Linked DNA regions of Homo sapiens: region 1 is linked to region 2. The links are chromatin contacts, found by Hi-C or POLR2A ChIA-PET in ENCODE. All regions are on one chromosome and are shown on one strand. The core of a region is the stretch at or near the end of the contact, and the rest is flanking DNA. Distances in the headings are between cores, read along the strand shown.

Region 1 (4,771 bases), core at 1,112-3,611, 330 kb after region 2:
ACGTAAGTGTCCCACCTGGTTGACTCCTCCCCTTAGGAGTTGGTTACTTTTTCATTTTACACACATGGACATCCCAGGTCAGGGACTGTGTGATTGCTGATGCATGGGCCCAGCCGGCTTGGCTGGGGGCAGCACCTACTATAGATCCAGCCACAGACACATGCTGAGGAGCTGTTCAGTAGTGGGTCCAAGTATAGCAGATTCAGATGAGAGTAGGCAGGGCAAGCAGGCAGCAGGGATGGCATGTCCCAACAGATGGAGAGGACATAGGAATCAGGTCCCTGAGAGGAAACAGTACTCTGGAATCCAGACAGTGCGGGTATCAGGGATGTCAGTAGGGAGGAGGGCCTCAGTCACCAGCCCAGGAAGGGCTAGCCAGAGCCTGGAGAGCACCCACTCCTGGGAAAGGAGAGCAGTTCTGGGTCAGTTACCAGAATGGAATCTGAGGCACAGGGTCAGTCAGCAACGGAGTGCGAGCTGAGGGCCAGACTAGCGGCCAGGAGGGCTTGGTGCTGGGTGATTCCTGAAACTGGGGGTAGTCATTCCCTTCCTTTGTTGGGGCAGACTTGGGCTTGGGGGCTGGTGGGACTACGCTTGAAGTGAGAGGGCAAGGAACCCCAACTGTAGGGAGCCACAGCCTGCAGGGGATAGGAAGTCAGCAGCCATGGTGCATGCTTCTTTAAAAAGCAACCGGTTAGTTATTCACAAGCCAGCGGGAGACAGATTGTCAGATAATGTCACTGTCTCAGTGAGAGTCCGGTCAGGAAAACAGAGGAGGTCCAAGAGAAGGAATTTAGCACAGTGAACTCATTACAAGTGTGTTGGATGAGCTGGAAAACAGAGATGGGGACACAATGCAGAGATTAATCACAACAGGAGCCAATACAACCCTAGGCTAGAGGGACAAAGCAGGAGTGGAGTTGGCAAAGCTGGGTCCACAGGGAAGGCTGCTTGGCAGGAGCTGAACCCATGGGAAGTGCGGCCCCTCTGGAACCCCTGCCCAAAGCAGCCACCCACCTGAGCATGCTTCCACTGGGTTAGACCTCACTGGAACCTGTTGGTGGGGGAACCTGCAGGGGAATAGATCAGTCCAGAGCAAACAGGGAAATGACCAGTGCACACACACTTAAATGAGTGAGCAATGCCCTGAGAGTGACAGCATAGAAGACAGAGTCTGACTGAGTCCAAGGAAATGATGAGCAGGCTTTCCAGGAGCTACCCAGGCCAGGCTTAGAGAGAATGTGACACCTCTGGTGTGTCTGGAGCACAGATTTGGGGTTGTGGGGATGCTGTGAGGCTGGAGAGGCAAGTCAGAGCCAGACCCTGCCAGGCCTTGAAGGACAGGTTTTTATCCTGAGAGTAGTTTGGAGAGCCACTGGGAGTTTTAAACAGGACAGTGATGAGATCAGATGTGAGTTTGGAGATATTTCTCGGGTTGGGATGTTGGACATGAACTCTGCTGTGAGGCACTACAAGTTTCTGCTGGAAGGAGTGCATTTCACTCCCAAAACCGTGGCCACTAGCTGGTGTTCCTTCTGGCTCACCCAAAGTCACACAGCTAGGTACAGCCATCAGGATTCCAGCACAGGCCTGCAGGTGCCCACAGAGCCTTGCAGATTGTGGCTGGATATCAGTAAGCCAAGTACCTTTCATTAGACCCGCTCAAGGTTGTGCTACTTCTAGAAGGGTGTTTTCATCATCTTCTAGCCCATTGGTAGGTCCAGCAACACTGGCAGGAGTCATGAAAATGACCCACAACCCTGACTGCACGTTAGAATCACCTGGAGAGCTTTAAAAAATACTGACGCCAAGCCCCCCAACCCAGACCAATCACATCAGGGTCTCTGGGCATAGGCTCCACAGCTACATTTTAAAAGCTCCCCGAGTAATTCCAGTCAACATCCACAGATTAGCGCTTCCTCCTCCATGAAGAGGTTCACATAACTCTTTTGAAGAAGGCACCAGAACATGATTCACTTCTTGCAGATCAGAAATTGGGGGAAAAACGGGGAGGTTATGTGTGGTCTTTTTCCAAATTTCTATAGCTTTATGCGACGCTAAGATTTCCTTCTAATTGGAGAATTAACCTGGGCCAACTCCCCAAACCACTCACTTAAAAGATTTTTCATATTCCTTGTATTTTACAAACTCTTCAGTCTAAGCTTAAAGGAAACAATCTTATTTATTCCCTCTGTAATATTTCAAAAGACTTGTGAATTTAAAAAAAGAGGGAATGGTTTTTAAACAAAATTATACATGATCTTCCCTCAGAAGGAAAAAACAAGTGATATGACTAACACTGGACTAAAAAGAACACAAAGAGGCCCTATCACCACTCTGCGAAGGCCAGAAAGGAACAGGAAACCCAGTTGGCAAGGGTGGTTCCCCACACCACCCCTGCCCCCGCCGAGAGGAACGCAGCGCCCTCCTTCTTTCCTCTTTTTCAGAGTCCCACTTGGATTCCAGGGAGGATCACAAAGGGCCCCACAAGTCAAATTCCTTCCCTAGCTGGGTGGTGCAGCTCTGCTGGGCGCCCTCCTTGATCCCCCACTCACCACCCTCAGGATCTGCTGGCTGGGCTGTGCCTTGCACTCAGCGTGAAGACTTTCCTCATTGAATCTCACGATTTTTTGCTTTTGTCTCCAGTACCTAGTACCTAGGGGGTACCACAGCCCTTTTGGAAGCACCCTGCTAGGTTGATCACTTCATACTCCTCCCTCATCTTTGTCTCAGTCCAAAGTGGTGCCTGAATCTTTAAACATAAAGGGAATCTGGGGGGGCAAAGCCAAGAGGCTGGGTTAAGACAGAACTGGATGCCATTTTCACTCTGAGTCTCCTCAGCTGAAGTCAGTATGAACCAAACCCTACGGTTCAAGTTCATAGCAGCATGTAGGGAAGCTGGAACTTACACCTAGTTGCTATGTGACTCCACAGCCACCTTGCCAGCTTAGGTAACTTGTCCAAAGCCATACAGCTGGGAAGACAAACCTGGGTTCCACCCAACTCTGTCTGCGCTTCATGATGTTTTCTTGTTGCTGTTTCCACCCACACATTCATACTTAGCCTAAAACAGAAAAGTCCTTACACAGAATTCTTTGAAAAGGAATGTCCTAAAAGAGGGTTTCTACTTCTGGGTAATTAGATCTGAAGGTGAAGATCTCCTCCAGCTAGGAATCCAAGAACGAGGAACAGTTTTTCCAGATATGAAAATCCAGGAGCTACTATTTTGTTGCAGTGTCCACTTGTTTATTCTAAAAAATCAACAACTACTTTCTTGGTCATATTCAAAGCTGTAGGTGTGGGCAGAGGGGCTGGTGAAGGTGACACAAAGGACTGTGGTAAGGAGCTAACCCCTTGGTGCATGACAGCCAACCAGTGCCACCAGCAGAGCCCGATCGGAGCCAAAGGGGAAGTACAGGTGGTAAGGGCTACAGTCATTTACTTTCCCTTTACCCTTTTCTTGCAGACCTAAGCAGCAACGCTATGGGAAAGGAATCATAGCCCATGCCACCCCACAATGCCAGATAAACCAAGTGAAATTCAAGTTTCAGTCTTCCAACCGAGTTTGGAAAAAAGACCGGACTACCATTATTGGGAAGTTCTGCACTGCCCTTTTGCCTGTCAATGACAGGTAAGCCCCAGTATTCACCTCTGCACCAGATGCACTCACACATCAAAGACCAGTCTTGGCATTAGATGTGCTGCCTATTGAGGTTCAATCTCATCATAGTGATTATCATCTTAGAAGCAGAGATGACAGACACCCGGTGTTTTCCAGAACCTCCTGTGGGACCATCTTGGGTTGGGGAAATTCCACTGTATTTGTTCTGCATATTTGGTTTCTATGTAAGATTTTATTAGAACAAAGTTTTCTCATTGCATATTTTCTCCTCTGTGGCCTCCACTCCAACTGTGTCATGGGTCACATTCATGGGTGTGGATCCAGAATCCACATCCCCTTTCCCTTCCTCTAAAGGCATTTATGTCATTAACCTTACCACCCCTGGGCACTTGGACCACAGGAACTGGCTCTTAATTGTAGGTGATTGCAGATTTCTTTCACCAGACATCATGGGAATTCAAAAGCCACACAATGCCAAGCCCTGTCTCCTCACCAGCCACTGCTCTCTTATTGCTCTTCTCTTCCAGAGAAAAGATGGTCTGCTTACCTGAACCAGTGAACTTACAAGCAAGTGTGACTGTTTCCTGTGACCTGAAGATAGCCTGTGTGTAGTTTAACCTGGGCAGGACACATCTCCCTGCATTTTTTTTTTTTTTTTGAGAGAGAGGTGTGATGAGGGATGTGTGTGTGCAGCTTATTGTAGACCATTACTACTAAGGAGAAAAGCAAAGCTCTTTCTTATTTTCCTCATAATCAGCTACCCTGGAGGGGAGGGAGAACTCATTTTACAGAACTTGGTTTCCTTTGCCGATCTTATGTACATACCCATTTTAGCTTTCCCATGCATACTTAACTGCACTTGCTTTATCTCCTTGGGCATTCGTACTTAGGATTCAATAGAAACATGTACAGGGTAAACAATTTTTTAAAAATAAAACTTCATGGAGTATCTGAATCATTTAATTGTTTTACTTGAATGGAATTCTGTTACCTACAAAAAGTTGAGATTTATACTCTGTGGGATTGGAGAAAACAGTATTGCATTATCGGTATTAAAATAGCAACTAAAAGAAGTACTTGGAAAAAGAGAGGGGATGAAGGGTAGGGAGGAAGATGGCACCATTTACCAACCCTTACCATTACCTCCTC
Region 2 (5,058 bases), core at 511-3,010:
CAAGATGACTCCTCAAGCTTTTAATACATAGGATGGAGGAAGTGGAGGAGATTGGACTCAACAAATCCCACTAGGAGTTACTTTAATAATTGAGGAGTGGATGGTCCTCACTGAGTGGGCCTGGAAAGGAATAAACCAAGCTGAGAGGCATGGTGAAGAGCTCATCGTCTGGGCGGGACTACCTTGCAGGTGGGAGAGGAAGGAGACAAATGAGTCTGTGGTTACTTGAAGACATTTCACCAAGATGACTGGGGCAAATGCTTCTCAGTGTCACTGAGAGATGGAAAATGAAAAACAGGAAAGACAATTCATAGAGGTTGGGCTGCAAACTCAAGTGGCAGCAGAGGCCAGGCAGGTGCAAAAGGGGGAAGACAGGCCGTGGGGTCTGCAAAACTGCAAGAGTCGTCTCTCTAAAGAGGGTGCCTCCAAGGGGCCTGCCACAACTCAGCATCAGCCGTCCTTGCCATATGGGAATGCACTTGTGGTGTAACTAGATCTTCCATTTTTTCAAGAGAAGCCAGAAATTCAGATTTTATGTGAAATCTCTTAACTTTTTAATGCTAGCTACTAATTTTAAAACGTGTTAAAGCATGGTGTCTGCCAGCCAAGTACATCTATGGGCCAGATCTGGCAGGGTGGCTATCAAGTTGTGACCTCTGACATAGAGAAAATGTCAAGGGTCAAAGTTCATAGACTGTTAAGGTTACATAGAGAGACAGTGACTGTAAAGGGATTCAGTACCTAAAATGCTACGGATGCAGCTTTGCCAGCAATCTGAGCTGTATGACATATGCCCCTATCCTTCAAGCCTGTATATGGATTTGAATTTATACAGGAAGTTTCATCTAATCCTCAAATGGTTAAATCACAAGAATTTGAGTGCTTTCTGTGTGCTGAGTACACAGAAGTTAAAGAATTTAAAATCTAACTGGAGAAGAAAAAAACATGCCCTCTTGAAACAACTTGAAACAAATTATGAAAGAACCTGGGAGACTGCTTTCTTCACATTTCATGTGTCAGAGGCATCTTAAATCCTGGTTTGTCCCCCCCAAATCACTTCCATTTAGAAAACTTTGCAGTAGTGTGTGTGTGTGTCTTGAATATGTAACCAGAAATCTGATTTCCTGGGCAGTGGTTACAAAGCTGCAGCCTCTCTTTGCCCAGGGGTATCTTTACCCCAGAGTGGGAGGGGAGTGAGCTGAGGTGGGGGTGCACGAACGCTGCAGAGGAGGTTGGGATGGGAGTGGCCGGCGTGAAGCCACTGCCTGTCAGGTTTCTCCGCTGGAGTCCCCTGTTTGTCTCTGTCATTACTCTTTAAGTATTTGCGTAGCAGACAGGCGGGCACCGAAATAGAAAGTGTCAAAGATACGATGACAATGAGGATAAAACCAGGGCAGAGGGTTCTGAAAGTCCCAACCAGCACGGTCCCCGCAGAATGCCAGCGCACCTCCTCCCGCCACTTCAAAGAGCCGGCTCGGCGGGGCAGGAAGCGGCGGCTGCGGCTGCGGGTCCTGCGAGAAGAGCGCGATTTCCTCCGGGGCTGCCCAGTTATCTCTGGAGTCGCAGAACTGCTCTCGGGAGAACGCGTTCTCTACCCCAACCCCGTGCTCCTCAACCCACCCACCTACTTCCTCTAGCTCCACACACTCACAAGCACCGAGCTGCCAAAAATTTCCACCCACCGCCCCCCTCCCTAGCTAACTTCCTTCCAGCATTTCCTGAGCTGGATGATCCTAGGATTTGTAAGACAGGAAAAAAAGGAAGGCGTGAGGGCGGGCAGCAGCGACAGGATGCTTGTTTTTCGCTCTACCAAAGTCGTCTGAAGGCGAGACAGCGGGCCCAGGGCGCAGGACCCACCGCAGCCCCCTGGGCAGTCTCCTCGCCCCGCGTCCGCGTCGTCTCCGGGGCACTTAGTAAGGGGTGGGGAGAGCTTGCCCTCCCTCTTAAGCTGAGGAGAAACACCCGAAGACACCGCAGGAGCCTGTGAAAGTCCCTAGGACTCCAAGTGAGGAAGTGACACTCCCAGGCGAGCCGGCCCGCGGCTGCCAGTCTGCACGGCCTCGGCACGGCGGCCCCGGAGCGGCGCGGGGTGGATCTCAGGCTCTGCCGGCCCGCGGCCCGCGGGGTCCATGCGCAGGGCCCCCAGCCCAAGTTCTTCCATCTTCCGATGCGGCCCCCCAGAGCCGCGGGGCAGCCGGTGATCTAGCCCGGGAGCCCATCTTACAGCGGTGCCAAGCAGAGGGGCGGCAGAGACGGAGGGGCAGCCTCTTTGGGACTAACTCATGAAGAACAAGGGTGCTAAGCAGAAGCTGAAACGAAAGGGAGCCGCCAGCGCGTTTGGCTGTGACCTGACGGAGTATCTGGAAAGCTCGGGACAGGATGGTAATGTGCCTTGGCCTTTCTCCCCCGCCCCCACCTTCTTTTTGTTTGAGGGAGAGACGGACTCTCTCGAGTTGTGATAGAGTCGGTTCACAAGTTAATGTATTCCAGGCCTGTGCGCTCATTGCACTTTTTTTTCTTTTTTTTTTTTAAAGAACATAAACGATTCTTAAGGTGCACAGCGCTGCTGTCCCGACGCGCAGAGGCTGCTGTGTCAGTCCTTCCGTTTGCCTCACACAAGCTGTTAATGGGTGGTACTGCCGCAAGTTTACCGGGCCACCTCAGGGGATGGGGGTGGAAGCTGCAGAGGTCCCAATCCTAAACTTGGCACGTTGGAAGGGAGGGAGGAGGGGTGGACATGTGGGATGGTGATCAGTGGTCTTGCCTGGGTACAAAATCATGACCGCCTTAGCTGTCCCTCCTGGGCTCTCCAATTTCGTCTGCTCACATCTTTTTTTATTAATGTGTTAGAAGGCAGTTGCGGGTGGGGGGTGGGGGAGGATCCTGGCTGGGGGAGTGGTTGCACAAACATTTCTGAATTTCTGAGCTGATGCCAAATATATAGTACCTCCACCCCCTTTCCACAACCCCCTCCCCGCCCTGCAAGACCTTTTCCCTCCTCTTGGCTTTCAGATTAACATTTGGTGTGTCAGACAAGAAGAGTGTTGTAAAAAGGTCAGAGGGCCTCCATTTTTAAATAGTTTAGGGTAAGTAGAGAAAAGGAAAACTTCTCTGTTTTCAAGGTCAGATGGGGGTAGGGGGGAGTTGGGGATGGGGGAATCCAGCGGAGACAATTTAAACATTTGTTGGGGAAGGGGGAAAGAAAACACCATCTAGATTACAATAACAGCGTTTGAGCTTAGAAGTGTTTAATCATAGGAAAGTTGGAAAATTGAGCATTAAATGACTCCTTTTGTAAGGTTGACTGGTTTTGCACTTACCCTTGACAAAAAGGCCTTGTCTTCAGAAGCTTCAGCGAGAGGAAAATAGCCTACTATATAGGCCATGTGTTTATACATAGATAGATACAACAAAGGGGAAAACTAAGGGCTGTGTAACCGTGCGGAATAATTCTGCCTCCAGGAAAATAATCTCAAAACCTATTTGATTAGTCCATATCGAATATGCATTTCAAAAACAGTGCAATGCTTTTGTTTCACTTCTGTGTTTTGGGAGACTCAGCACCACCTAGTAATTTGCAGTGGTGTGATATTCCTGTGGTATTCTAGAGTTCAGTCTGCTGTGTCATTAGGACAAATAGCTTAGGATTTTAGAGCTTGGAGAACCACAGGTTTCAAAACTGACTCTTTTGAAATTGATGCATAACTTAACACTTCATTGAATCCTCACCAACCATCTGGAGAGGTAGATTTGAGATAAAAATCACTTGGTTTGAGTTTTTTTGAGTGTGAGAAAACTCCAAGTATGCCTCTTAACCACTATCGTCAGAAGTTTACAATGAAAGGTTCCTCTTCACCTATTTTTGCAGGGGCCTTCAAGTTAACCTCCAGGTACACTAGGAATGCTCCTGGGATGCCACCTTTCACCATGCGGGTGTTATTCTGGCCCCTCCCTCAAATCTGTGAGAGTTGCATAGGGGTGCTTGCCAGCCCTGTTCGTTCTTACAAACTAATAGATTATAGGATGAGCCAGAACCCCAGGGTTCTATGAAGATATGTCAAAGGCAGCTTTAGGCAGCTGTTCTTTCACCTGCTTTATATTTTGGGCTTCTGCATATGTTTCATTTAGACAAAAAAAAACAGAGACTACTGCTTAAAAGAATGGCAAACCAGTACCCCGGGTTCCCCACCCTGGGGAGGGGGAAAAGAAGCCCAGAGGGGTAAATTGGCCTGCCTGAGGTTGTACAGCTAATCATGAAGGATCGGAGGGCCCTCCCTGGCCTGTTAGGTTCCTCTGCCCTCCCTGGCTTCTGTGTCTAAGCCAACATTCTCTTCTAATGATATTTTCCCCCTAAATTGAAAGCAGACAGCCCTGCTACAGGATCAGCAAACTTTGAAGACTGAACATACCTGATGAGAGTTCAGCTTTGAAAGGAAACGCAACTGACCCACTTAATGATCCACACACTGTTATTGTGCTACACGGAAATTAGACATGCATAATATACTGCTTATGGAAATAAGAGTAATTAGAATTTATTTTTTCCCTCAGCTAAAACTAGTTGGATGGTTTTTTTCTGTGTATTTGTGATAGTGTAGCATCAATGAACAAAGTCAGTGCTAATGGTTTTCTCTAAAGTAATGTTGCTTCTTTGTGGACTCTCCCAAACATGTATTGATTCATAGACAAGGCCTGGACTCTGCTTCTGGGAGGAAAAGCTGAGCTGGGAACTGGCCCTCTGCCCACCACCTTGGAAGATCAGCCCAGAATGCTGAGGGTGACAAGTCAGTGTGGTAACTGGGAGCCAGGGGGCTGGAGAAGGGCTCCCTGGACTGACATCATGGTTACTGAACTTTGAAGGTCAAAGGTGGTGCAGTAGACCTGCATTGAGAGGAAAGATAGGTTCAGGTTTGGGAGTACAAGGGGAGAAGACCAAAGATTTAGGGAGGCAAAGAGAGCTCCTGTCTTTGGACAGGGAAGGAAAGCCTTGAGTTGGAGTGGAGGACAAAGCGGGGTGATGATGAGCTATGCTCAGGGCATCTGAACATGGGGACGCCA

Evidence for each region. A loop is a pair of places that touch in the nucleus more often than their neighbours do. ChIA-PET counts read pairs that join two places held with the same protein, here RNA polymerase II (POLR2A). Pooled maps may share reads with other maps.
Region 1: a pooled map shows a loop between it and region 2 (2.2-fold over the local background). The contact joins the enhancer-like site here to the promoter of ARHGAP31 in region 2. A Hi-C loop is called at or near these places in 4 of 37 single-sample maps with no recorded cell type and 12 of 50 pooled maps. POLR2A ChIA-PET finds 5 or more read pairs at or near these places in 1 of 52 experiments (B cell).

Annotation. Positions count from the first base shown.
Region 1 is chr3:119,625,235-119,630,005 of GRCh38, forward strand. PLA1A (phospholipase A1 member A) reads left to right here. Exons shown (of 11, transcript NM_015900.4): 10 at 3,467-3,631; 11 at 4,150-4,577. The coding sequence ends at 4,234. Among named protein-coding and RNA genes, the nearest start is that of PLA1A, 30 kb to the left of the region's middle. Within about 2 kb of position 2,362, at least 15 of the 41 ENCODE cell types and tissues checked have a DNase peak (open chromatin) inside an H3K27ac peak, as active enhancers do; they include B cell, where a contact is called at or near this core.
Region 2 is chr3:119,292,623-119,297,680 of GRCh38, forward strand. It overlaps ARHGAP31 (Rho GTPase activating protein 31), which reads left to right and starts at 1,761. Exons shown (of 12, transcript NM_020754.4): 1 at 1,761-2,382. The coding sequence starts at 2,283. RefSeq lists an enhancer at 1,184-1,233 and a silencer at 2,074-2,193.